Regions from separate parts of the Homo sapiens genome. Here all the other regions are linked to region 1. Evidence: chromatin loops called from intact Hi-C (ENCODE). Cell type or tissue: mammary epithelial cell. All regions are shown on one strand. Region 1 has its middle 16 kb from the start of CHST2. Region 2 overlaps SLC9A9 (solute carrier family 9 member A9). Region 3 overlaps SLC9A9 (solute carrier family 9 member A9). Region 4 overlaps SLC9A9 (solute carrier family 9 member A9). Region 5 overlaps SLC9A9 (solute carrier family 9 member A9).

The links. Peaks named below come from ENCODE experiments on the same cell type or tissue, not always from the same donor. Only the 100,000 strongest peaks of a DNase experiment are listed, where the experiment ranks them.
Region 2: it touches region 1 in a loop (2.2-fold over the local background); 15 of 110 quality-filtered maps call a loop at or near these places.
Region 3: a loop joins it to region 1, with 4 times the contacts of the local background. A loop is called at or near these places in 8 of 110 quality-filtered maps.
Region 4: it touches region 1 in a loop (14-fold over the local background); 31 of 110 quality-filtered maps call a loop at or near these places.
Region 5: a loop joins it to region 1, with 2.2 times the contacts of the local background. A loop is called at or near these places in 12 of 110 quality-filtered maps.

What each region holds. Positions count from the first base shown.
Region 1 is chr3:143,133,097-143,138,096 of GRCh38, forward strand. No RefSeq gene overlaps it. Among named protein-coding and RNA genes, the nearest start is that of CHST2, 16 kb to the left of the region's middle. In mammary epithelial cell, a CTCF peak has its summit at 2,213; a DNase peak (open chromatin) is centred at 2,265; H3K27ac peaks cover 991 bases.
Region 2 is chr3:143,300,044-143,305,043 of GRCh38, forward strand. All of the region lies in intron 14 of SLC9A9 (solute carrier family 9 member A9), which reads right to left. Among named protein-coding and RNA genes, the nearest start is that of SLC9A9-AS1, 40 kb to the right of the region's middle. In mammary epithelial cell, a CTCF peak has its summit at 2,670; a DNase peak (open chromatin) is centred at 2,748.
Region 3 is chr3:143,324,718-143,329,717 of GRCh38, forward strand. The region is part of intron 14 of SLC9A9 (solute carrier family 9 member A9); the gene reads right to left. Among named protein-coding and RNA genes, the nearest start is that of SLC9A9-AS1, 15 kb to the right of the region's middle. In mammary epithelial cell, CTCF peaks have their summits at 2,919 (motif pointing left) and 3,969; no DNase peak of the experiment used is centred here.
Region 4 is chr3:143,642,180-143,647,179 of GRCh38, forward strand. All of the region lies in intron 6 of SLC9A9 (solute carrier family 9 member A9), which reads right to left. All of the region lies in intron 1 of LOC102724120 (a long non-coding RNA gene), which reads left to right. Among named protein-coding and RNA genes, the nearest start is that of SLC9A9, 200 kb to the right of the region's middle. In mammary epithelial cell, a CTCF peak has its summit at 2,510 (motif pointing left); a DNase peak (open chromatin) is centred at 2,492.
Region 5 is chr3:143,431,615-143,436,614 of GRCh38, forward strand. All of the region lies in intron 12 of SLC9A9 (solute carrier family 9 member A9), which reads right to left. Among named protein-coding and RNA genes, the nearest start is that of SLC9A9-AS1, 92 kb to the left of the region's middle. In mammary epithelial cell, a CTCF peak has its summit at 2,344 (motif pointing right); no DNase peak of the experiment used is centred here.

The DNA.
Region 1 (5,000 bases):
CAAATTATTAGATGTGTGTCAGTCTGGTCAATATGGCAATTTAATCACCTTGGGAGCAATTAAACCACACTTTTCATTTCTTATCTCCTGCACAGGAAGTAGTGAATGAACTATTTCTGAAGTGACTGATTTGCACCATGGTAGAGGTAGGGGTGGAGGAGGGTTGACTTAAAAGCCCCCAAGAAACCAATCAGCAGTCCTTTCCAGACTGGCACTGTGTGCACTTTGCCATTTTGCCCTGTATCTGGGGACACACACACACACACACACACACACACACACACATTGATAGTGTTTATCAGGTACCGGTGTCTTTCTCCATGCCCTCATTGCCCCCTGCTCATGCTTCTAAAACACCTCTTAGCACTGACTGTGGGACAGTGGCTGCCCAGCATCCAAGCCCTGATTTTCTTTTGGAAATCTGTCTCCTGCTTCTTTGGTGCATGTGGTTGTGTTGGATCTAACTTCACACACAACTCTAGCATTTGCCATGCTGACTTTCCCAAGACCAAAATGATCGGCTAAGGACTGAGCACATGACCCAATTAGAGCCAATGAGATATCTTGATATTTTTGCTCAGATTTCGGGGTTAGGCAGGCATTCTTATTTAAAGAGGAGAAGACATAAGGACTGGTATCCATGGTGCCTCTAGAAGACAGTCAAATTGTGGAGAGCAGAGCCAAAAGATACGGAGAGAGAAACCACAGACTGGTGGACAAAGGGAAGCTAGGTTCTGGTGAAGTCATTTTAGCCCTGCTAAAATGGGTCTGAAGTCAGCCTTACCCTTGGTTTGCAATTAGAGGAGCCAGTTACATTTCCTTTTTGTTTGAGCCACTGTAGATTGGATGTTTTCTTCCTTATAGTGCAAAGAATCTCAACAAGTGCAGAATTTACCCAGTGTGTTATAAGCTGTTTCTCCTATTACAGGACAAGCTCCTGTAAGGCAGGGCTCTTGTCTTATCTGTGTGCTTCCAGCAGAAGGCACAGTGTCTGGCACGCGGGATGCCTCCAAACCATGTTTATTTTACTGTGTATGGAATGGTCTCACTTTACAGCATTGCTCTTCAAAGTCGGGTCCTTGGACCAGCAGTATCAGCCCCTCTCTAGACTGCCAGATCATAATCTGCATTTATTTATTTATTTATTTTTAGAGATGGGGTCTCTGTCACCTAGGCTGGAGTTCAGTGGCACGATCATAGCTCACTGTAGCCTCGAACCCTTGGGCTCAAGCGATCCTCCCATCTACATTTTAATAAGATCCTCAGGTGATTCCTGTGCTTTTGGGAAGGATTGCTCTACAGACTTATAGTCAATTGCATTTTGCAAACATCTGGCCTGGAGTGGTTGTGCTGGCCTAAAGAGTACCACCTCAGTTCAGTAATTCTGGCTGCATTTCAAGACTCTACCAGTAGGTATCTTGTCCACAGGATTCCATAAATTTACAGATAAGATGCTCAGAAAGCCAGGTGTGGCATCTGCAGTAGTCCAGTCCCACAGAGTGAGGGAGGTGAAAGACCCCCACAGCTTCACCATGGTTGCCTGGATCCCTTCCTGGCACCATGTCCTGGCAGCCTGCCAAAGGACTGAGCATTTGTTTACCTATGAATATGTTAACAACCCACTAGATTCTTGGTTTTGGGAGCCTGGAGAAGGCTAAGTGAAACCTGAATTCTGTCACAGTCTAGGGAATAATACATGTTAAAATGAATTCTGGGCTTCCATCCTGCAGCATTTTAGCCATGTGGCTGGGTCCAGGATTCGATTCTTAGAGTCTTTTCAAGCATATGATATTAGGAGGGATGAAGGCAAACAAGCGTTGTATAAATCACATAAAAAGACTAAGATTTCCATTTCTGAGCTTGTTTTTGGGTGATGAGAAAGTTTGGTTTGTCAGACACCCTACAAATTACATTATGTATAAATGACAATGTAAATCTATTCATTTCTTTTCTGATTTCCACTTATCCCCTTTAGTAAGAATATATTTCTTACCCTAAGAGTTTTACACCCAGCTATAACACATTCATTTTGAGTGAATTTAGAAAAACAGAGTCTCATCTAAGGAACATACATGCATGTTACCATACATATGCATATTAACATAAATGATTTGCACAACTTTTAATAATGTGAGACAGAAAGAATGAGTCACTTCTTTTCTGTAACTTAAGAATTTGCTTAAAAATGCATATTAGGAAGCTTCAAGCTGGGGGCAGGAGAGGAACACATTCATATTCCTTGTAGCTGCGGTTTGCTCTCCTGGAAGTGGGAGTGATGACTAATAACATTGTCTCTATGGGGATGTGGTCCTGGCATTGCCATTGGCAGTTGCCCTTCCGGGCTTTTCAAACCATCTGCAATAACTTCTGTCTTCTGGTCATTACTTCTTCCAGTCCCCATTCTACAGACTGTGGGTCAGTTCTCTAACTTACAGTAATGTTATGATTCCCATTCTCCCCCCAAAATATCAGAGGACTTCCAGGAGGTCTTAATTGCTTATAGATGGTTACCTCACCACTCTGATGAAAATATTCTGGTTGTGGTAACTTGCATTTTAATATCCAACATCTTACTTTTTCTTTGTTTCTTTGTGGCAGGTTAAGTACTTTCATTTATATAATTTTTGACAGCCAGCATGGTCTATAACTCCAGTAAATGGCAGAGAACAGAGCTACTACATACTAAACAGAACACATTGTGAAACACACTAGACTTGGGGTATCCTGGAGGAGCACGCATTGGGCAAGAGTAATTTCCACAGTTGGCCACCCTGGCTCTCACCACTGAGTGTGGGGAAAAATCCACAGACCATGGCAATAGATGGTTAGCTATCCATTATATCTAGCTCTCTAGATACACACACAGTCATGTGTGCACAAACATGCATGTGTATGTGTATTTGTAAGGAGGCTGTCTCATAGACAAATAGCATTTTAACATATCAGAGCTGTGCAAGGTGAGGCTAAACAGGGGTCGAGTGCACTTAATGGCCAGCTGATGCAGGTGAATGCATTTTGCTCAGGGAGAAGTACCAGCCCTTTTAGATTAGCTAAGATGATGGTTTGTTCACTTTTTTTTTTTTTTGAGATGGAGTCTCGCTCTTGTCACCCACGCTGAACTGCAATGAAGCAATCTTGGCTCACTGCATCCTCCGCCTCCTAGGTTCAAGCGATTCTCCTGCCTCAGCCTCCTGAGTAGCTGAGATTACAGGTGCCTGCCACCAGGCCTGGCTAATTTTGTATTTTTAGTAGAGACGGGGTTTCACCATGTTGGCCAGGCTGGTCTCGAACTCCCAACCTCAAGTGAACCGTCTGCCTCGGCCTCCCAAAGTGCTGGGATTACAGGCATGAGCCACTGCGTCCAGTGGTTTGTTCACTTTTAAAAAGCAACTTTACATTGGCAATGAATGAGTAGAAAATATTTCCTTCCTTTGACATCCAGAGGATGATTGTTTGCAATCTTGATGTAGTGCCCTGCTCTAGCCACAGTTCTGTGCATATATTTAGTCCTCACAGTGACCCTCTAACATAGCCACTACTCATATCCTTGTCTACAGATGATGCACAGAGAGGAGGAGTAAACTGCTTAAGGTCACACAGCTAGTAATTGGTATAGCCAGTCCATTTCATCCCAGAGCCCATGCTCTTACTGTTCACCTTTAATTTCTCCATTAAAGAGGTTAGGCCAGGCACAGTGGTTTATACCTGTAATCCCAGCACTTTGGGAGGCCAAGGTGGGAGGATCACTGGAGGTCAGGAGTTTAAGACCAGCCTGGCCAACATAGTGAGCCCTCATCTCTACCAAAAAAAAAAATAAATAAAAATAAAAATAAAATAAAATAAAATAAAATAAAATAAAATAAAAAAGGAGGCCGAGGTGGCAGGATCACTTAGGCCTAGGAGTTTGATGCTGCAGTGAGCTATGATTACATCACTACTGCACTCCAGCCTGGGTGGCAGAGTGAGACCCTGACTCTAAAAAGAAAAAAGAAAAAGAATTTACAGGTGTTCTTATTTTAGATTGACATGGCTACATTGCCTGCTGTCAAGTTAAAAACCTAGAATAGGTCTGGTTATTTGCCAAGAAGAAAACATCAGAAAACTCCTTCTCACATGTGGATAATTACTGAAGAATCTTTGTTTTTCTTTTTTTTTAGTTTTTTTCAAGGATACTTCAAGTTATCTAACCCAAATACCCAATTAGGATATAATTTTTTATTTGAATAATTATCATGTATCATCTATATTCTGAAACCAGTGAGCAATGTTAATAGAAATGTCCTATCTAGGGGCATGGGGAAAGCAACTATTTCCATTTTGGTGCAATTTAGAATTAGCTGACATGGAATGATTAGGAAGACTATGTGCTTATTTTCTTAATCAGAATTACAGCCATGGGACCTCAGTGACCCCATTGTTAATAAAGATGCACACTTAACACTTAGTCAAACACGGATATCATTTTTTAGGGATCAGGTCCTCAAGGCATTATGAAGACATCCTGTGATGTTCACAGTAGGTTGGGGAAAATCCCCTCAAAAAACTCCAAACCTGTCATCTTCCACAGTATTATGTACTTAAAAATAAAGACTTTGCTTGTGTGTTTGTGTGACAACTATTACTATTTCATGTGATAACTCTGTGCTCACTGTCAAAGGAGACAGCCACAGAGCACAGAGGTTGTGCATCTCCCAGAAAGTACACTGAGTCTCACTGGCCTGTTGAACAGCCAGTAAGAGACAAGAAGTGAGGGAGGTGTTGATGGATAGAGGTGTTACCAGCTGGTGACATCGTAGTCTAGCATGGGCCAAGGAACAAGAATGATCTGTGGGCTTTTTAATGTCCTTATGAAAGAGTTCTTGGGTGCCCCTTAACTTTTCCTAAATATTCAGAGAAAACATTGTATCTTTTTCTTTTCTTTTCTTTTTTTTTTTTTGAGACAGAGTCTGACTCTGTTGCTAGGCTGGAGTGCGGTGGCATGATCTCAGCTCACTGCAACC
Region 2 (5,000 bases), 170 kb after region 1:
TGAGGGGAACAAATGTCTTGGCACTTGTAGCCCATTTGGAATGTTTGGCACACAGGTTGAGAAAGTCTGACTGAGTGGTTAAAAGCGTGTGCTTTTAAGTCCTGGAAGCATTAGTGTAAGTCCTCACTTTGCCTCTCCAGGTGGTATTTTAGCTGTTTCACCTAGGTCTGAGCCTCAGTTTGGTCATCTGTGAAAAGGGACAGAGTATTTGCACCTCTATCATAGGGTTGTGGTGAATATCAAGAGAGAATGCATGTAGAGCACTTGACATGCATATTAATTCTTATTAGCTGTTTTTATTTCTACTTCTAAAATTCTGTGATTTGCCCTCCTGCCCATTCTGCACCTCATTGGAAGAAGCAGATAAACCTCTTCAGTGTTTGGAAATGTATAAACTTTTTTAGGGGGAGTGAGGAGTGCTTTAAAGGAGTGCTTCTCAATGTTTAAAATGCATTCAGATGCCTGGGGATGTTGTTATAATAAAATGCAGATTCTGATTCAGTAGGCCTGGGGTGGGGCCTGAGATTCTGCATTTCTAAGCAGCTCTCAGGTGATGCCTATGCTCCTGATCCACAGAGCTATGCTATGAGTAAGGCTATGCTTTGAGCAATGGCTCTTAAACTCTATTGTACATCAGAATCTTTGGAGGGAACTTTTAAAAGCCCGGAGTCTGATTTGGTACAGGGTGAGGCCTGAGCATCAGGTTTTTTAAAAGTTTCTCAGCAGCCAAGTTGGAGTACCACTCTTTAAAGCACTCTTTAGTAAAACACAGGGAAAAGTTGAATTGATTTGTGTTCCAGAAGCTGGAAGTAATTAATTTCCCTTCAAATAGGTCCCCTTTTCCCTAGGAGATTTGCAGATTTGCACTGAACTATGGCCAAAATAAGAACCTTTTAAACCTTTATTTTAAAGGCAAAAACCTGTTTAACATCTGCATTCAGGAAGCTTTGTGGTCCAGTAGCTCAGAAATAGGCCCAGGAGAAACAGCATTCAGCCCCTAATCCTCACCACTACCACCTTCACCATGACCTTGGGAAATCTTTTCATGTGTATGTTTCCATATTTTCTCATTTGCAAAACTTGGCTAATCCTGCAGAACGGCCACAGGATGTGTGTATGGTCAGATGCAGCTTTAAAATCACTCCTGCTGCCCATCTCCCAAATTGTTCTGATTTGCTTACTAAATTTTGACATTTGCGCAAAATGCATACTTTGTAAGTCTTGGAAGTTGGTAATATTCAAACTATAGTCTTCTATCTCTCTCCCTCTTTTAATAGTACCAACTGCTTCCTCTTCTATTCACACATAGTTTAAGTTTAATGCACCCCAGAGCTGCAGAGAAATCAGCAAGAGGGCGGAAATGATTTTTTAAAAGCTGTGGCATGAAGATTGGCCTTGCAGGATTAGCCTTTTTCTTGGCCCTCTAGTGGAAAAGTCCACCTATACTTGAGGGTGGAGGTCATGCAGACAAAAAGCCTTCAGTAGGCAAGAGTAGAATGGAATAGCTGGGTGTTAGGGCCATCCTCTGCAGAAGATGAGACAGACGCATTCTCCAGCAGCAGTCCTTAAATGTTGGTGTGTATCAGAATCACCTGGGGATCTAGTGGAGCCCACAGTGACTCAGGCCTTTGAAGTAGTATAGGGCACAGTCCCTGTGTTTTTGCAGCTTCCCCTAGTGATTCTGACACTGACCAAAGTGTGAGAACCACTGTCCTAGAGTGTTCCGCTTTCCCTTGGTGTTTTTCAGTTAGTGTCTTCCCAACCACATTTCTAAGCCCACCCAAAGCTGAAAAGCTTTCTTTTTCTGGTGTGCAAAATACTAGTTGTATATGTTAATTTTCAAGCCACTCTTAATGTCAGTGGAGGTGTTTTTTATGAAACCAGGAGGGGCCAACCCTTGCAGAACTGCAGAGTGGAAATAAAAGAGGTTCAGAATCCTCATTATCTCAACTTGTCCTCCTTCACCCTAGGAAGAGTGAGAGGGTTGGGGAGAGAGGTGTTGCTAGCTGCTGGCCTGGTATATCTTACCTGGCACCTCTGCTAGGGGCTTTAAGACAGTGTTGTCCCACCTTTGTCACAGCGGGCCAGGAATCTTTTGCAACTCTGGATTGTGATGCAGAGGATGAGGAGCACGTTGCCTTGAGCATTAAAGCTATGGTGGGTGGGGGATGCTGGAGGCATCAGCCCCCATTTCCTCTGGATGATTGCCCTAGTATATACAGGCAATAGGCTTATACATCTTTTCTTCACTAGCACTCAGCATACTGCCCAGAATACAGTAGGTGCTTAATGAATGCTTGTCTAAAAAGATGGAAAATCGGGTAGCAGAGAAGAACCAAAAGATGCCAGAAAATAGAAAGAAAAAAACATTGAAGGTGAAAATGAGGTGTTTGTATTAATAAATATTAAGAGGAATGAATTAAAGGGCTGAAAAAGCCCAAGAAAGGAGATGCAGGAAAGGCTGGGAGTCCTGAATGAGGTTTGTGTGGAGTGGCGGGGAGGAGGAGAGAGCCCCTGAAACAGCCAGATAAGAAGGAAAAATAGCAGGAGGGAAGGAAATAAGAGCAGTGATGGAGGGACAGAGGAAAGCAGTAAAGAGCCAGGAAGATGGCGAGAGGGAGAGCTGGCAGAAAGGACAGATCCTCCAACCAGCCAGCAGGTTTGGTCTTATTCCTTACTGGGAACAGACAGAATGACTGCGTTTGACGAGGAGTGACTCAGGCTCAAGACAGGCAGAACTGGAGGATAAAGCCAGATGGGTACAAGTGAAGTGGGTCACTGTCAAGAATCATCACGTTTTCTGGAATTCGATGTTTTCAAATTGCATAATCCTCCTTGTTCTCAATTATCCTCCACAAGAGTGTGGAGTCCCTCCCACGTTACAAGTCCATCTCAGTTAAGCCCCAGACATGCACTTCTAACACCACGGAGGGCTTCTTGGCAGCCTTCCCTGCCCGCCCTCTCCACATCGTGCCCTTCCCCTGCAGAGGGACAACTGGCTCTCCAGGCATTTCCCTTCCGGACTTCCAGTGTGACACACACGCTCTGGCTGCTTTCCTGTCCCCAAAGACTCTTACTCCTCCAGGGCCACTGCCAGCCTAGTCACAGCCTTTGTACAAATTAGAGAGGCCCACCTGGATCATGGGCAGATGAGAACAAGGCACAGTCTGAGACTCAAAGAAGTAGCTGTGTGTTTGTGTTGGGGCTGGGGAGGGGTGTGTAGAGGAGTGTTCAGGGAAAGTTTCAAATAGAAAGTGATATCTGAACTGAGTTTCCAAAGGGGAACAAATGTTTTTCCTGTTCCAGGTGGGTTTTTTTCTTTTTCTTTTCTTTTTTTTTTTTTGAGGGAAGGAGGGAAGGAGGCAAGGCCTCTTGGGGGCTGGAACAGCATGTGCAAAGGAGCAGAGGTGTGAAACAGCATGCTATCCAATATTGCTGGTGTGTTCTTGCATGAGAGGCAGCAAGAGGAGGACTAAGTGATGAGAATGAGGTTAGACTAGGTAGGAAGGGCCAGGTGTCTGGTTTTAAGCAAGGGAAAGACACAGTGAGACTTGCATTTGAGGATGATTACTTTGGAAAGATATTATTTGCTTTTTACATATGAGCATACTAAACCTCAGAGAGGTATTTATAAGTGACCTGCTTCATGTGACACACTTAATAGCGGAACTAGAACTTGACTCCACCTTGTGCTAAACCAGGGTCTCCTTACCTACACTTCAGGTCTGGATGACCTCTGAGATTTCCCTTGCAAAACTTGCCAGGCCCATTTGACTCCTCCCAAAAGCCAAAAAAGACTTAGATTCAGGCCGGCAGAGGCACTGCCCTTGGTCCCCTAAAAAGATGACTTAAAACATCTGTTTTCTCCATTTCTTAACAGAGGAACTTTATTCATTCCAGGTTAGTCTTTAGAAAGCAAAACCAAAATACTCCACTGGACATTTACTGGCACAGATTTCCAGAAAACATATATATACTGAATGGGGGAAAGAGGATGAAGAGGTCTCTTAGACCTTTGTGGGAAGATGGCAACTAGAGTCACTTCTTAGTCACCCACTGGAATGGTGGATAAGTCAAATTGTATCCATTGTTTTGGGTCTCTTCCTGCCACATAACTTCATAATAGGTCTGCTTATGATAAAAATGCAATTATTTCAGTATTTCTCCTTTTTCTGCCTCTCATACATAGGTGAGATTTCTCCTAGATAGATGGCCTCAGGGAGAAGAGAGGTGAAAAGAGCCATTAAAATCCAAACTCTGGTTGTCTGAGCCATCCAAGAAACACCCACGTTAATGGCTGTGCCTAGGAGGCGCATATGTTTGACTCCAGAAGCAACAAACATTCTGGTTAGACATGGGATGTATTCCCCTGTTAAGACAAGGAACTGAGAGAGGAATCCAAAGCCTCTTGATAAGTTTGAGTTTTACAAGAGAGGCACTTTGGAATAAGAGGGGATGTTATTGCCTTGTTCAGACATGGCTTCATCTTGGCAGCATTCAGGCCTTGGGTTAAGAACTTGGTTTCGAGTTGACAGACTTGATAAAAGTCCAGCCATGGCTGGCTCATAAACGAGACACCCAAGATCTATCTTCAGAAAAGCCAATATATTTCTATTATCACTGCTGATAAGGCTGATTCTCTTTGAAGTTTAATAATGACTCTTCCAAAAATGTTCCCTCAGACATTCAAAATCCATCTTGTATTAGTTTTCCTAAAGGCTGGTTTAACACCCTCCCATTTCCTATTACGACTTAAGTCCAGTGGTATTAAATGCTTCAGTCTTGACACATGGCTCTGTTTACCTGCAAGCCCAGGTGATGAGCACCACCACCCTTAGGGCTCAGCACCCCTATACACTTTTCTGCAGCCTAGCTCCTCCTGCTGGTGTTTATAACTCAGGGTCAACAATTAATTTGGGTCTATGAATAATAACTCTGGAGAGTACTTTTATATTCTGATATCTGAACGTGAACCAGATATCAACATTATTATTAATTTC
Region 3 (5,000 bases), 190 kb after region 1:
AGGCTGAGGCAGGAAGATCACCTGAGCCCAGGAAGACAAGGTTGCAGTGAGCCACGATTGCACCACTACACTCCAGCCTGGGCGATAGAGGAAACCCTGTTTTTTAAAAAAACAGTAGCTTATTTCCTAGCAATCTGCACTAAAACTCTCATGGCAGCCTCTTAAAGGGCCTCCTTTCTCTTCTGCCTCTTCCACCTTGTACACTAATTCAGCTTAATCTTTTAAAAATAATGTCAGTTCCCTGAACAAACATTTTCCATGGAAAAATATTTAATAGTGTCCCAAATCCTTTACTCTGGCTGGTAAGATTGTGGATGCCTAATATTTTCTTCTTTGTTTCTGTCTCTTCTTATTAACCAGAAAAAAAAAAAAAAAAAACCTTCCACACTTTTCCTTTTTCCATAGTAGTGAGAACAGTTCTGAGATCACTCTCTGGTGGCCCTCCTTGAATTTGTCTTTATTGGCTGTGTCACCATGTCACTTACCCTCCCTCGATCCCAGATTATCCACACCTGTAAAATACAGTTCATACAAGGACTGAATGAGAAAATGCATGTAAAACACCCAACACAGTCCTTAAGCAATGGAAGCTTGGGTACTGAGAAGTGCCTGTAATACTGGCCTTGTTAAGTATTTGTTAACAGATCAGTGGAACACAATCAACTACTTCTCTCTCATTTCCTAACCCTCTATAACCTAAAACCTTACCCTTGGCCTCAGTTCAGAGTTCACTGTCAGACTGGGTTTTATTTTGGTAGGGTCAGCCTGGCTGTCCTTGTGTTTTCATCTGTCTCTGACTGCATGCTTCCAAGGCCATGGCACTGTCTTCCACACCACATGGGCAAATCCAGGAGTAAAGGCTTCCTAAATTTTGTTAAGGGTGAGAGTGTTGTGCATAGGAGAAACTGACAGCCAGAGACACCCTTGGAAGGCCGTGGCCAGTTCCACAGGACATGTCCACTTGGGCTGTATGGAGTCTTCAAACCTTTGGACCTCATGCTGGTCAGTACTATGAGCAGCAGCCTCAAAAGGGATAGCTGTGGACTATCTATTGGTGCCTTGTCAGTTACTATTTAAAGCAAGTCCTGCAGACCTGGTCTCTGCCTCTAGGATCAGCTCAGGGCAAACAGAGGAGTGGATCAGACATCACTTGTGCATTTTCTGGAATGTACAGACATGCCCTCAATAAAGAGTTAGGCATCATAATATGTCCTGGTTCAGTATATTGTTCATATCTGTTTTTTAATGGTTGAAACTCTAATATCACTTGGTATTGGTTTTCTATTCATGCATGCAAGTGCTCTGCGAAAACTTTATGTATTCATTTGTATGTGAGTATTTGTAAAAACCTCAATAAAAAGTTATTAGCAATAATGGAAAGAAAAAGTATAAAAATCTTGGATGTGCAGTAAAAGGAGATTTTGACTATTTTCAGACCCACACTAGATCTCAAGTCATCAGGATTCCTTGAGGCATCGAGGTCACCATTGTCTCTTGCCTAATACAACAGCCTGCTAAGTGGTCTCCCAGACACTACACTTGCTTTCCTGCAATTCTCCACACAGCAACCAGAGTGATCTGTAAAATAGTCAATTAGGTCACATTATTCCCTTCCTTAAAACTCTTTGATGGACACTTAGTTCACTTAGAATAAAATCTCCCCTCTTAACTTTGCCTGCCGGCCCTGCGTGATCTGTCTGCCTCATTGCTTTCTTCAGCCTTCCTTCCTCCCTCTTCTCTCCCTCTCACCATTCTCAGCCACACTGGCCTTCTTTCTGTTTCTTCAATGCACTCAGCTCCCCTCTACAACGTGCCCCCTCCCCCCAGGCCTTTGCATGTGCTGGTCCTTCTGCATGGGATGGTCTTCTCTCAGCTGCTCATGAGGGTGGCTCCTTCTCATTTTCACTTTTAGAAAGCCCTTCCCCAACTACCTTCTCTAATGTAATTCCCCACTCCATGGCTATTCTCCATTGTGGCAAATAAGGATCATACTGTGTAATTATTCTACTTGCTTAATTTGAGTTTTGTTTTCTCCCCCTAGTACATTGTTAGATTGTAAACTGCATGGTAACAAGGGCTGTACCTTCCATCCCCAGCATCTAGTACAGTGCCTGGCACTTAGTAGGCACTAAATAAATATTTGTCAAATCAATGAAGTGTTATATCTTTGTGCACTTAAAATTAATGGTCACTGGAGTCTATTAGGGGACCACTTTCTCTTGCCTTGTGCATATATCTTTTCCTCAGCGGTAATGATCTCCTTTTATCTGTCAGTAGATGGAGTATATACACTCAAAGATAAGCCTTCTTAGGATAATTCCAGTTGAAATAGCTCATAAATGGTCCCTGCAAGTATTCTGAGAGTACAGCCAGGAGACGGAAACATAGTCCTCTAGAGTTTCAACTAGAACTAACTTGTAGAGCCTCTTTCAAACAGGAAAGAAAGAGGAAGGAAGTCTAAATTCTCCAAAAATGGTGAATGATAAAGCCAAGTGAAGGCTACACTTCCTCTCTTAAAAAATCACTACCTCCCACAATTAATTAGAGAAAAAAAAATCTGATAAAAGTAGACTTGTGGAGGTGGAACAGAGTTGGGGTGAATGAATAGTAAAGGAACTTTCCTCTTAAATATGGGGAAGAAGAAAAGGAAAATAAACTTAGACACTGGACCAGATAGTCCAAAAAGGAATCCCTTAGCACATACCATATGGAACAATATGAGTTTTAATTCAAGAGGAAAAGGAGACAGATTTTGGCACTGTTACTTTTCCAGCTCCTTTTACTACCAGCAGATTGATTCCATTTCTTATGCCCTGAGGCTTTTCCTGTTTCCTGTCATGTGAACTTAGAAGCATTTTCCTCTACCCACTCCTACTCTTAGCCCTCTCCCCTTCCCTATTTTTTGTTCTTCCTCAAACATCTTCCATCTATGGCCACCTACTGGAGATACAGAAATATCTCCTAAGATTGTTCTTATTCTACATGCTTGGGGGTAATATTCTAAATGTAACAGGATTAACAGACATTCTGACTTCAAAATCTTGATGAATGCATTCTCATACTGTTCAGCAATGTGGTACTAGGTGCAGATTTTCCAGGCTAAAGGAAAAAAATCATGAGATCATTTTTATGAAGAGCAGTGCAAATTCTTTCAAATTCATTCTAAATTCATTGAGCACTAACTAGTCTAATTCCTCTTTTATGTTCCACTAGAAGTTGCAGACTTAGATTTTCTAAATAGCTTGCAACCCATGTCAACAAGGCATTTTTCTATATGGACATTTTTTTCTGTATGCACAAGTACTATCTATTTTCTCTGCTTACATTTGTTTGATAAAGAATAGATCTCTATAAATCAGAATCTGAGTTTTCTTTAAATAAACAATTACATATGATACTATAGTGGTAGATACATGTCATTACAAATTTGTCAAAACCCACGGAATGCATAACACAACCTCAATGTAAACTATGGACTTCGGCTAATAATGTGTCAATATTGATGTTAATAACAGAGGAAACTATGTGTGGGACATATGGAGTATATGGCAACTCTGTACTTTCTGCTCAATTTTTCTGTAAATCTAGAACTGCTCCAAAATGTAAGGTCTATTAATTTTTAAAAATATGAAAGTTTATAATCCCTTGGTTTTCAGATATTTGATGATATCAAAGATTGTTTTACTGAACTACTGTGAATAGCCTGAAAACACAGCAACAGTGAACCATAAAGAGGCATGTAAACTTCCACTATCTTAATGAGATGCTGATGTAACACTGAAGCCTGGATAACCCTAACTGTGTTTGACACATTCCGTTCTCCATCTTCCCGATTCAAAACCCTACACGGTATTCAAAGCCCAGTGCAATGCCATCCCCTTTATCAGAACCTCCAACCCTCCACCTGGAAGTAATTTCTGTCACTCCTACACCCTGGTGGTAATTTGCTTGAACTTTTCCAGCCTTCACATGTTGTACACAGGCCTCTCCTGTTTCTACCACAAGATGTCTTTAGCTGCTAGAAGATGTTTGGATTGTTCTCCTTGATTAGCTTGATTTTTCCCCCTAATATTCGCTTCGTTATGGACCCCAGGGGTTGTATGTTGGTAACAATGCCTGGATCATTCCTCTCTAATAACACTGTCCTTGCCTATCTGCAAGTCTGAATGTTTTGTGATGTTGCATATTCTGCTGTCAGTTTTGCTTGACCACATCTGACCCATTTAGGGATCTTGCCAGAGTCCTGAACATATAACTTATTGCCTACTGTGTGCCCTGAACTTTCCACTCGAGTTGACCTTTGCAAGCAGTACTTGCTCTAAAAGGGTATCAAAGTCAAACGACCAACTTTTAATAATCTAACTACACAAGAACAGGGAGATGTTTCCCAGCCTTAGCGCAGCCATAACCCAAACAACACATTGCTCCATAATGCTCACAATAAATCCTGTATATTGCATAAAGGATGTTTCCCATTAAGGGCAACCTTACAGCTCTAGCAATGTTTTTTGTCCGTTGAAGGTGAAGGTGTGTATGTGTTTGGGGTGGAGGTGGCGGTAGGGGAGTTAGTTGATGGGTGAGTAAAGAAAACAGATAAGAGTCTGAGACCAGGGGCTGACCAGAGTACTTAGTAGAACAACATGGCCAAAATGAAAAAATAAAGTTGTAGAACCCGTACAGGTAATTCTCCTTTGCATTGGCAGCATCAGATCCCTATTGACATGAAATTTGAAATCATTGGTTAGCAAAACAATTTTGATTTCCCATTGAGTTCTTGGGGAGGGGGTGCAAATAACATTGGTGAAGCTGGGCTGCCCGACTCTGCCATCCTCCCATATGGCAGGTGTGCAGGCCACCTTGGCCTCCTGCGCGTGCTGCTCCTCATGGGCAGCTGCAGTCCGCCCATCGTCTCTGGGGCTGATGGAGAAGTGCTCGCCTCTCTGGCAGAGGGAGCTTCACTTCTGTTCCATTCATCTCCCTAGCTGCTCAGCAGTTCCTCC
Region 4 (5,000 bases), 510 kb after region 1:
TTATTCCTCTATCCTCTAGCAGCTAAGCAGCTATTGTTGCCAATGAGAAAACTATTGCCATCCAAATTGTAAGTAAGTGTAAGTAATCCTTATTGGAAATAAACCATCTCTCCTCTCTGGTTGCTTTTAAAATTTCTTCTTTCTCTTTGATGATCTCACATTTCACAACAATAATCAATCAAATATTTTCTTTGTCTTGCTTCCTCAAATATCTTATAAAGCTGTTCCCCTCCTCTAGGTGGAGGCTTAACACTTGAGGCCTGGAGCTGCCTGATTCACAAATCTCTGTTGCTCAAATAGACTCTTTAAAATTAAAAACACAACAAAATAAACCTAAAACCTGCAATGTATTTGAATGTGAATTAGTGTTAATTTATCCAGCTCTAGACATAATGTGATGCTTCAATTTATCTCTTTAATTTTGGAAAATTATCAACCATTATCCCTTCAAAATATTGCCACAATTCAATTCTCTTTAGTTTCTCCTTTTGAAATTTTTATTGATGAATTCTGGATTTTTAAAAAGTGCTATCCTCCATATCTCTTAACTAGCCTTTCATATTTTTTATCTGTACTACATGCTGGGCCATTTGCCAACTTTATATTCTGTTTCATCGCTGGGTTTAATATGACATTTATGTCATTCCCTTTAGTTTTTAATGTCAATATTTGCACTTTTCATTTTGAAAAGTTCTTTTTTTCCTATTATACCATTCTTTTCTAATTTTTCCCCACTCCACTGTTTACCTCTTTAGTCTCTTTAGTGTGCTCATTTGATAATCTTTCTCATATTTTTGTAATTTTTGTTTAGTTCCTTAGGGTGCTTGTCCTTCTGATTTACTTTTGTTTTGCTTATCTCCTTTCTTTCCTTCCTTTGCTCAACATGGTGGAGTTATTCTTCTTGCGGCCTGTACATTTTTTATTGTGAGCTCATTTTCAGAAAAGATTCTGTTTTTTAAGTGGGATTTCTATGTACCTGGGATGTGAAAGTATCACCTCAGGGCAGTTTCAGTGTATTTGGAAATAGGAAGAGGGGATACGGCTGTGACAGTTGTTTCAATAGTCCTGAAAACTCTCCATGTTAATTTATTGGCTTACATTTCCTGTATCACAACTGCCCAGGCTAGGGATTTTGATTTCTCAAATTCCAGATAGATGGCAAGTTTCGTTGCTATTTCTTAAGGCTGCTCTACACAGTCTATGTGACTGAAGGAACACTTTGAAATTGCAGGCCCTATTCAAAGAGCTTTGCTCAAGTTGTATTACCATGAGTGAACCTTTAGACAGGGTTCTGATTTCCACATGGAAATGGGATTCCAGCTCCAAAACCTCTGGGCAGTATATGCCATATAAAATCACATGGCCACTGACAGTGGCAGCTTCCCACTCTTGCTGTGATTTTTCTCTTGTTTCTCACACTTGGAGAATTTCCTTTTCTCTCCTTCAAAATCAACTCTACATTTAGTAATGTTCGCTTTTTAAAATAAAGCCTTTCTTTGAGTTTTTAGTGCATAGGACCTATCATTTTAATCCACCATGTTCTGAACATTCTAGGATCATGAAATATGGTTGTTATTATTCTTACTTGTCCTCCAACCACTTTCTTCCAATAATGGATTCCATGTCACTGGTCACAGGGATGGGAATGTGACTCAGATCTGACCAGTGACCTTGTTTAATTCCCTTCGAGTATTATGTGATTGGCTTATGGGTGATCTTCTGATACAAGCAGAGGCAAACAGAGTCTTTGTGACTGATATGCAAATATTGGGAGAATGAAATGTTATTTTGAGCTAAAAAAAAAAAAAAGTAAGCCTGGAGATGCCATTAGTCACCTTCTCCTGCTTTCTAGAGTAAGCTATCTATCTGCACCATGAAAGAATGAGGCTAGCACTCAGAGACAATCGGGGCCAAGAGAGAAAAAGAACAGATAGACAGCCATGTTTGAAGTCTTAAGCCTGGCATGTCCAGAGTCAGCTCAATCCCTGTTAAACAGGCCAGTGGACAAATTTTGCTGAAGCTAATTTGAATTGGGTTTCTATCACTTTCATCACTTGCATCTGACTTATATACCAATAAATTAAAGTACATTGGAACTGAGATAAGAAACCATCCACATGGATTTCTTTTATTTATTTTTGGTAGGCCAATTTGTCACGCATGACTTGACACGAGCAAAGCAAGTTCTAAGTTACGGGGTAGAGTTCTGGAGACGCTGCCAGTGAATGTCAGATCTCATCCGTGAGACAAAAGACAGAGTCACAGAATATAATCAAGGTCAAGTCCCAGTAATCTGAACAGGGACATTAAGAGGTAGGGTAGGGGAGATGCCAGAGTCAGGAACCAGGGAACAGGAATGAGAGAAAAACAAACAAGACAGCAGCAGCAGGCAGGGGTGTGGGCAGCACACCGAGCACACAACTTAAAGCTGGAATTCAGCTGAGCACTGCTTCCCAGCCTCTGTTTAAAGATCCCAGGGTGGCCTTGCCATTCCTGCCATGTGATGCCACCTGGTGTCTGAAAAATGAAGTCAGCATGAAATTGACTCCCAAGACAAGGAGTCCTTAAGCAAAAACAGCCATAACTTTTTTTTTTTTTAATTATGTATCACCCCAGTATCTAGACAGGCATCAAAATAAATGAGTTTCATGCTGATTATCAGTTTTCAAGGCAAATATCAAAGTGAATTACCTTCAGAAAGATGTGTCAAGATATAAGAAACTTGTTCTTAAGTTAAGCAGATTCATGAGAAATATACCTCTGGTTGTGATAACAGTTTCAGTTAATTCTGATCAAAAGGGGACAGCTTCTTATCACCTCTGTGTTTACAACTATGGGTCAAATTGGAGGAGCACTAATGAGGGTTTCTAACAAGGCTTTTCAAATAGTTGGAAGAAGCAGAATGAACATGAAATATCTATCTCTGGAAGAGGTTTTAATGATTAGTATTATAAAACGTCTCCCCATCTGCTTCTGAAGGGGTCTATGAACTCATTCATTCAGTAGTTATTGGAGAACCTACCAAATAATTGCCTATGTGTTGTGAGGGATGGAGAAAATTTGCCTTTAAGGAACTCGAAATCTACTTCAAGATGACGTTACCAAGAGAAAAAATGGAATTATTTTAGGAATATATTTTTATAACCAAACCCTATACATGTAAGCTATTTTCTGAAATGGTTTCTAGGGTGAGGTTTTGTTACGCATATTAAATCCCTTTATAGATATTGTTTGCCTACTTCAGTGAGGAGTTATTGAGGGCCGAGATGAGTGGCTATGCCCATCCAGTCTTTGTCACCAACACTTGGCATAATGTCTGGCACATACTGATCCTCAGTACATTTCTCTTGAACGGTTGGATGATAGTTCAAGGTTCCCCTCAGTTCCACGGTTGCTTGAGTCTTATAGCCATCCAATTACCTTCCATATTAAATTTCCCTCAAGATACATGGGCGGTAAGAAATGTAGTCTTTCAAAATGCCACTCAAAGTGCCAAGCGTTCACTGGTATCACACTTTAAATGACATTATCTAGCAAGAACTTCTCTGCAGCATAACAGTCTCATTTAAAAAGACAAAATTGGTGCTCCATTTCTTCATCTTTTTAAATAATTGATGACATCGAATTTCCTTATAAGCATTTACTTAACAGGGAATAAAGACATCTAGTATGTATTTATTGTCATCCAAGAGTCAGCTGTTTAATGAGATACTTATTTTATCTCTAAGAAAACCTGGAGGCATTTGCACACTGTGGAATTATTTTATGAGTAGGTTTCAGTACAACAATAGCAGTATTTCTGTTTTGCAGATAAATGGCCCAAAACAGCCAACATCTTCTTTCTCTTCTATCATGGGTAGCAAAAGAATTTCAGACTTCTACCTCTGTGCAATCTGCACTTAAATGAACATTGCCAATTATTAAGTATGTTAATGGGGATTTTTGGGACCAGAGTCTATCATAAGTAGTTTGCTCTATTTTGGTAAATATATGCAAGCCAAAAGAAAAAAATAAAAATCACTTGTGATTCCACATAACACTTCTGACTCCATGTAATTTATATATAAATAATACAAATGTTATATGTTATTTATATATACAGGTATAATAAAATATATAAAATTTAATAATATATAATTATATTCATATATAATACATATAATGTATGTTAGTATATATAATATATAATTTTAGGTGCATTTGCACATATAAATTTGGCTGTGAATTTTTAACCAAGCTAGATCTTATTATATATTAAATTTTCTTATTTGATAGTTATTAAATATAAATATTATATATTAAATTTCCTGTTTACTTAAAAATGTATTGTGAATATCTTTTCCCATCAATATATTTTTTCTTTATTATTTTTTAAATGACTTCATAGGGTTCCATGATATTAATATGCTATAATTCACTCAACCAACTAGTAACCATTGTGCACAACTTCTTGCTCAAATCAATGCATTCATCTCCATGGAGAGACTATTGCACATGCCCATAATTACTTCTTAGAATAAATTTCTAGAAACAAAATTGCTGGATCAAATGATTCACAAAATCTAATGGCTCAGTAAACACTGCCTTTGTAAAAGTTTTATCACTTTCCTTTTTCACCAATCATATAGGAGGGTTCTCAATTCCCAAACCCTGACTTACTCCAAGTATGATTATTCTTTTTTGAGTCCTGAAGATTTAAATATTTGCCAGGTAAAAATAATACTCCATTGTTGGTTTAATTTGTTTTACTTCATTATTAGTAAAGCTGATCTTATTTAGTATAGCTGTTGTCCATTTATGTTTCTTCTTTTGTTTATTAACTATTTATATCATTTGTCCATTTTTCTATTATGCTTACCTTTTATTATTGGTCTTTGATGATAGGAGTAACAGCAACAGCTAACATTTAATGTGTATTGAGCATGACCCACCAGGCCCTGATTTAGGTGTTTTATGTTTAATCCCATCCTGTGAGGTAAGTGCTATTACTGTCTATTTTA
Region 5 (5,000 bases), 300 kb after region 1:
TGGACTACAGGCACCCGCCACCATGCCCGGCTAATTTTTTGTATTTTTAATAGATATGGGGTTTTACCGTGTTAGCCAGGATGGTCTTGATCTCCCGACCTCGTGACCCAATTCTTAAAGTGAAAGGCCGAGTCCTTACAATGGCTTATAAGGCCCTGTATGATCTTCCCACCCCTCTTACTTCTCTAAACTCAGCCCCTCCTACTCTCCTACATGCTCACCCTTCAGCCTCACTGGCCCACTTGATGTTCCTCCAATTTGCCAGGTACATCTCACCTTACAGTCTTTGCATAAGCTATTGCCACTGCTAAAATGCTCTTCCTCCTCCCAGTCTTTACTCAAGAGATAACTTCTCAGTGAGGCCTACTTGGACTACCTAATTCAAATCACAGCCCAATCCCATCCCTATAACCCAGCCTCCATTCTCTCTTCCTCTGCTCAATTTTTTTTTCTGTACCACTTATCACCTGATATACTATATAATTTGCCCATTTGTTAAGCTAATTTCTCACGGCTTATTTTCTCTTGCCAAAATGAAAACACCCTGAGCACAGGCATTTTTGTTTATTTCAAATGCTCAGAACAGTGCTTGGCACACATGTATTTGTTAAGTGTGTGAATAAATTGATTTGTATAAGATGACTACACACCGGGTAATTACTATGTTCTAAACTCTCTCAGCTCCTGATGATGTATGTAGTGGGAACAGGCCCTGGAAAGGTTCTCAGTGCAGTAAACTCTTTGCCCATTCCAGTTACCTCAACTAGACTAGGCTCATTAATAGGCACAGGGCAAGTATTATCAAATACAGGAAAAATGAGAACTGCAACACTGATTTCTGAAAAACTATCTCATTACAATCACATTCCTACTTCATGCAGAAAAGGAAAACTGGAACAGTTCCAGGGTTTGGAGAGCTTTACCGAGAAAAGGTTGTTAAAACAAGCAGGCTGCCCTGGAATCAGTATTTGAAGGGCTCTCTTCCCCCTAGAATGGTGGCCACCTGGCTGATCTTGCCCACATTATTTTTTTGAGACGGAGTCTCATTCTGTTGCCAGGCTGGAGTGCAGTGGCGTGATCTTGGCTCACTGCAACCTCCGCCTCCCAGGTTCAAGCGATTCTCCTGCCTCAGACTCCCAAGTAGCTCGGACTACAGGTATATACCCCCACACCCGGCTAATTTTTGTATTTTTAGTAGAGATAGGGTTTCACCATGTTAGCTAGGATGGTCTTGATCTCCTGACCTCATGATCCCCCCACCTTGGCCTTCCAAAGTGCTGGGATTACAGGCATAAGCTACTGCGCCTGGCCTCTTGCCTGCATTTTATTCCAACTGAAGGCATTTCTTACCTTTGGACTCAAAACATGCTCTGATTAGACCAGCAGCACCAATCAGCCCTGGTGGTGTTTCAAAGAACTTTCCTTCCTTTGAACTTAACAGTGAAAGGGAGGTTAGCCTTAACAATGAAAGGTTATTTAGATATATCTTTTTGGCCAACCCTTTTATGCAAATCTAACTGCACTTGATGACAGAAATCAATCTTGATAAGTTTGCTCTTGATTTCATGGAAGGGTGGACAGTTCATGTAACAAAGTTTTCTTTAGTTTCCTGACGTGTTTCAGGGCAATAAGAAATCCTATCGACTTTGAAGCTTTTTAAAAGAGATGGTTGCTGGGTTCTTTGGGGGGAATTTATCCCACAAACAGCATGAAGATTTATTTTCATTCAAAAAATTGTGATTTTTTTGTGTGTTTTGACTCTGCTTATCTCTTCAGTGGAAAAGTACTTTGTAACTGATAAGCACTTCAGCAGATCAAGGAGATTCATTACCCTGGCAGTTTTTCATTTTCAGATAGAAATGAGTAGAAATTATCCAATTTCTCTTTTTATAATAACGTCCAATACATTTAGTGTTCAATTTCACACTGTCCCTTGATTTATAGCATTTGCCAGATTAATCGAGATCTGGTGATATTATAAAAGGTGGGGGTGTTCTGTTAACCCTTTAAGCCCAGGAGGCAGGCATACAGAACACCATGGGAAATACACTGACTCTGAAACATACTCCAGAAAGCAATTAACTTATGTTCTATTCGTGTTTCTATCTTGTCCTACCCAGCTCCAAATCTTGAGGAAATATGCAGATTCCTGACAGCAGCAGAATCTTTCAGAAAGGAGTCTCAGAAAACTTTATTAGAACCAACTGGAAAGTAAGCTGGAAGGTGCATATGAAACCTTTCGAATTCTGATGGTTTTGAAGTATAGATAACCTATATCTTCTATACCTTTGCATGCCAGGTTTTTATGAGGAAGACTTGCCTTTCACTGTCTACCTCTCTAGGGGGCGCTGTGGTTTGGATGAAGCTTTCCTGGCTCTGTCACCTACCTCTTAACTTCATCTCTCTGGGTCTCAGTGTCCTTATCTTTAAAATGGACACAATAAGATGAAAAGTAAAGTATATGGCACATAGTAGCACTGTATAATAATACCCCCCAAACACTAAATTTCCCTTAATTTAGGCAATGTTTACAGCTCAAGTCCTAGCATCTTTCTCAAGGTGGCTCGTGAACTAAAGTGTGCAATGGTATGCAGACATGTGAATACAGTTCTGTCTGCAAATATATTGAAAATCATTCGATGACAGAAACTAGGTGTTAAATTGTGTTCCTTTGGTTTCCTATATAATGTAACTGCTTCATAGATATTTAGTGATGAATAACTTAAAAGAGAAAGAGGGGCAGAAGGAAAAAAAAGAAACCTCATGGGTTATCCTTTTTGCTTATTTGATAATTCCCTGTTTAGATTTCATTATGCTGGCAACTCCTGCAGTTCCTCTGGGCTGAAGAAGTCCTCCTGGAAGAGCAACCTGTAATTTTCCTTTCCAGTGTTCGATTGCAACTTCTAACCACCGTAGCCCCTTCATGCCAGCTTCAGCCAGTCTGAGGGCACAGGCTGGAAAAGAGAATCCTTTCCACTCCTTATTTCTCCAGAATACGCCTATGCTGCCTCTGAAACACCTCCGGCCCATCCCCCCCATCTCACAGCTACTGCCCTAGGTCATCTTATCTCACCTGGATTCAGTCTCATAAATGCCTCTTTCCACCCTGGTCCATGCTAACCTCTGCTGCTGGATCAGTTTGATTCAGGTATAGCTCCCCTGACTGGGGAACTAAATCCCTCAGCCTAGTCCCCATCGTCCTCCATTACCTCTCCACATTCAGCTCTCTCAACCTCACCTCCTTTTCTTCATGTCTCCCTTACTTCATCCTAATCAAGCTCATGTGGTCCACCCCACGAGCCCCTTCTGACCTCCCTGCCGCTGCTCATTTTAACCTATTCCCTGGTTGCCCAAATCTACCTTGTCTGCAGCCCAGGCCCTGATTTCTCTCAGGCAGGGCTCTCACGCCCCGCCGTCATCAAGCTTTTCCATCCATCAGCTGGGGGAAAATGGCTTCTGCTGGCATCCCTTGACCTTATCAAGACCTCTTTTAAAGTATTTATCCTTCTCAATTTTGTCTTATATTTTATAAAATATTATCTAATATTTTATATTACAAAAAATTGTATTTTCGTATGCCTTTTCTCTTCTACCTGGTTATACTGTAAGCATCTTGTAGCCAGAACTCATGACTGGTTTGTTTTTGAATTTTAAAGAAGTTTCTTTTGCACTATAAACCCAATTCACCTGATTCTCTGAGTTGGAGGAAAGGCATTGGTCGATAGTGAGAGCCCTTGGGTCCAATGGCGTTGTGTTTCTTAGTGAAGTAGGTAACAAAGTCAAAGTTTTCAAAGTAAACAAGCTTTAAATACTTAAGAAAAGTAATTTAGTTCTTCAAAACTATTAAAATGTGGCTTATATATTTTCACTTCCAGTTATAGTTCTATGGCAAACTTTACTATTCAAAAAATTACTGACTCATTACAGAAAATTGGGAAATGCAGAAAAGTGGGAGCAAGGAAAAATGTCTTCACCTTGAATCCAACACATTGCCTGACACGTTAGACTTTCACTATGTTATCTTAAAGGTAGGAATCAATGACATCAAATTTTTTGGGTGATATGGGGCCTTGGAATGAGAGGAATGTATGCTGGGGTGGGTTTCAGAAGCAGCCAGTTCAGTGGCAGGATTTGTGGGGTGATAGGAAGCCCCACTGAGACATCTCCCCAAAGCCCCCTAGCTTAGTGCCACACAGCCTGAAACAGTACACAAGTGTCCTCCTCTCCACTCTGCTCTGCCAACTCAGTAATACACCTGGAGGGTTAACAGAGTTACACACAAAACAGGATTGCTACCCTCCCTGCAGGGGCTGCCTGGGCCAGTGACAGAACTAGGAGAAATCATGTAGAAAGGAAAATTACAGACACAACAATCCTTTACCCAGCTTTTCTATCTAACCAGTCCCATGGGCCCAACCCATGTTTCTCCACCCTTCCTCATCCTCAGATCAGGCCTTTCCTTCTGCCCTTCTGCTCTTCTCTTGCTCCGAGTTCCATCAAATCAGCCCTCACAGTACCTGTCCGGACATCAGGGCTGGGGGTGTCCACTGGTACCGGGAGAAGTGGGCTTGAACCTCCACGAGACTTCCACATGCGACCTCGTCTTGCGAGCACTGGGCAGTGGTCCAGTCCTACTGCTGGCAGGGTCACCGCATGACCTCCTTCTCACAGGCATGCCCCCTCTCCTGCCCTAACAGGCTAATGAGCCAGACGTTGACGGTGAAAATTTATTATGAGAGCACTTAGTATTAGCACTAGGAGGCCCTGTTGCTCATCACTGCTCACAAAACATTTTGAGGCCTTCAGCTGGAAAGTGCTATAATTGCAAAACAGCCTCAGCCAGATCTCGTTCAGTCCATCAGAAACTGATAGGTGAGTTACTGTTCTGTTCTAATGAGTCCCTTCCAATTTGGTCAGATGATTTGTGAAAATCAGATCAGAGGCAAAGTCTTGCCTTCTTCCTGGTACAGATGGAAGAAGAAACTGTGAAAGTGAGGCTG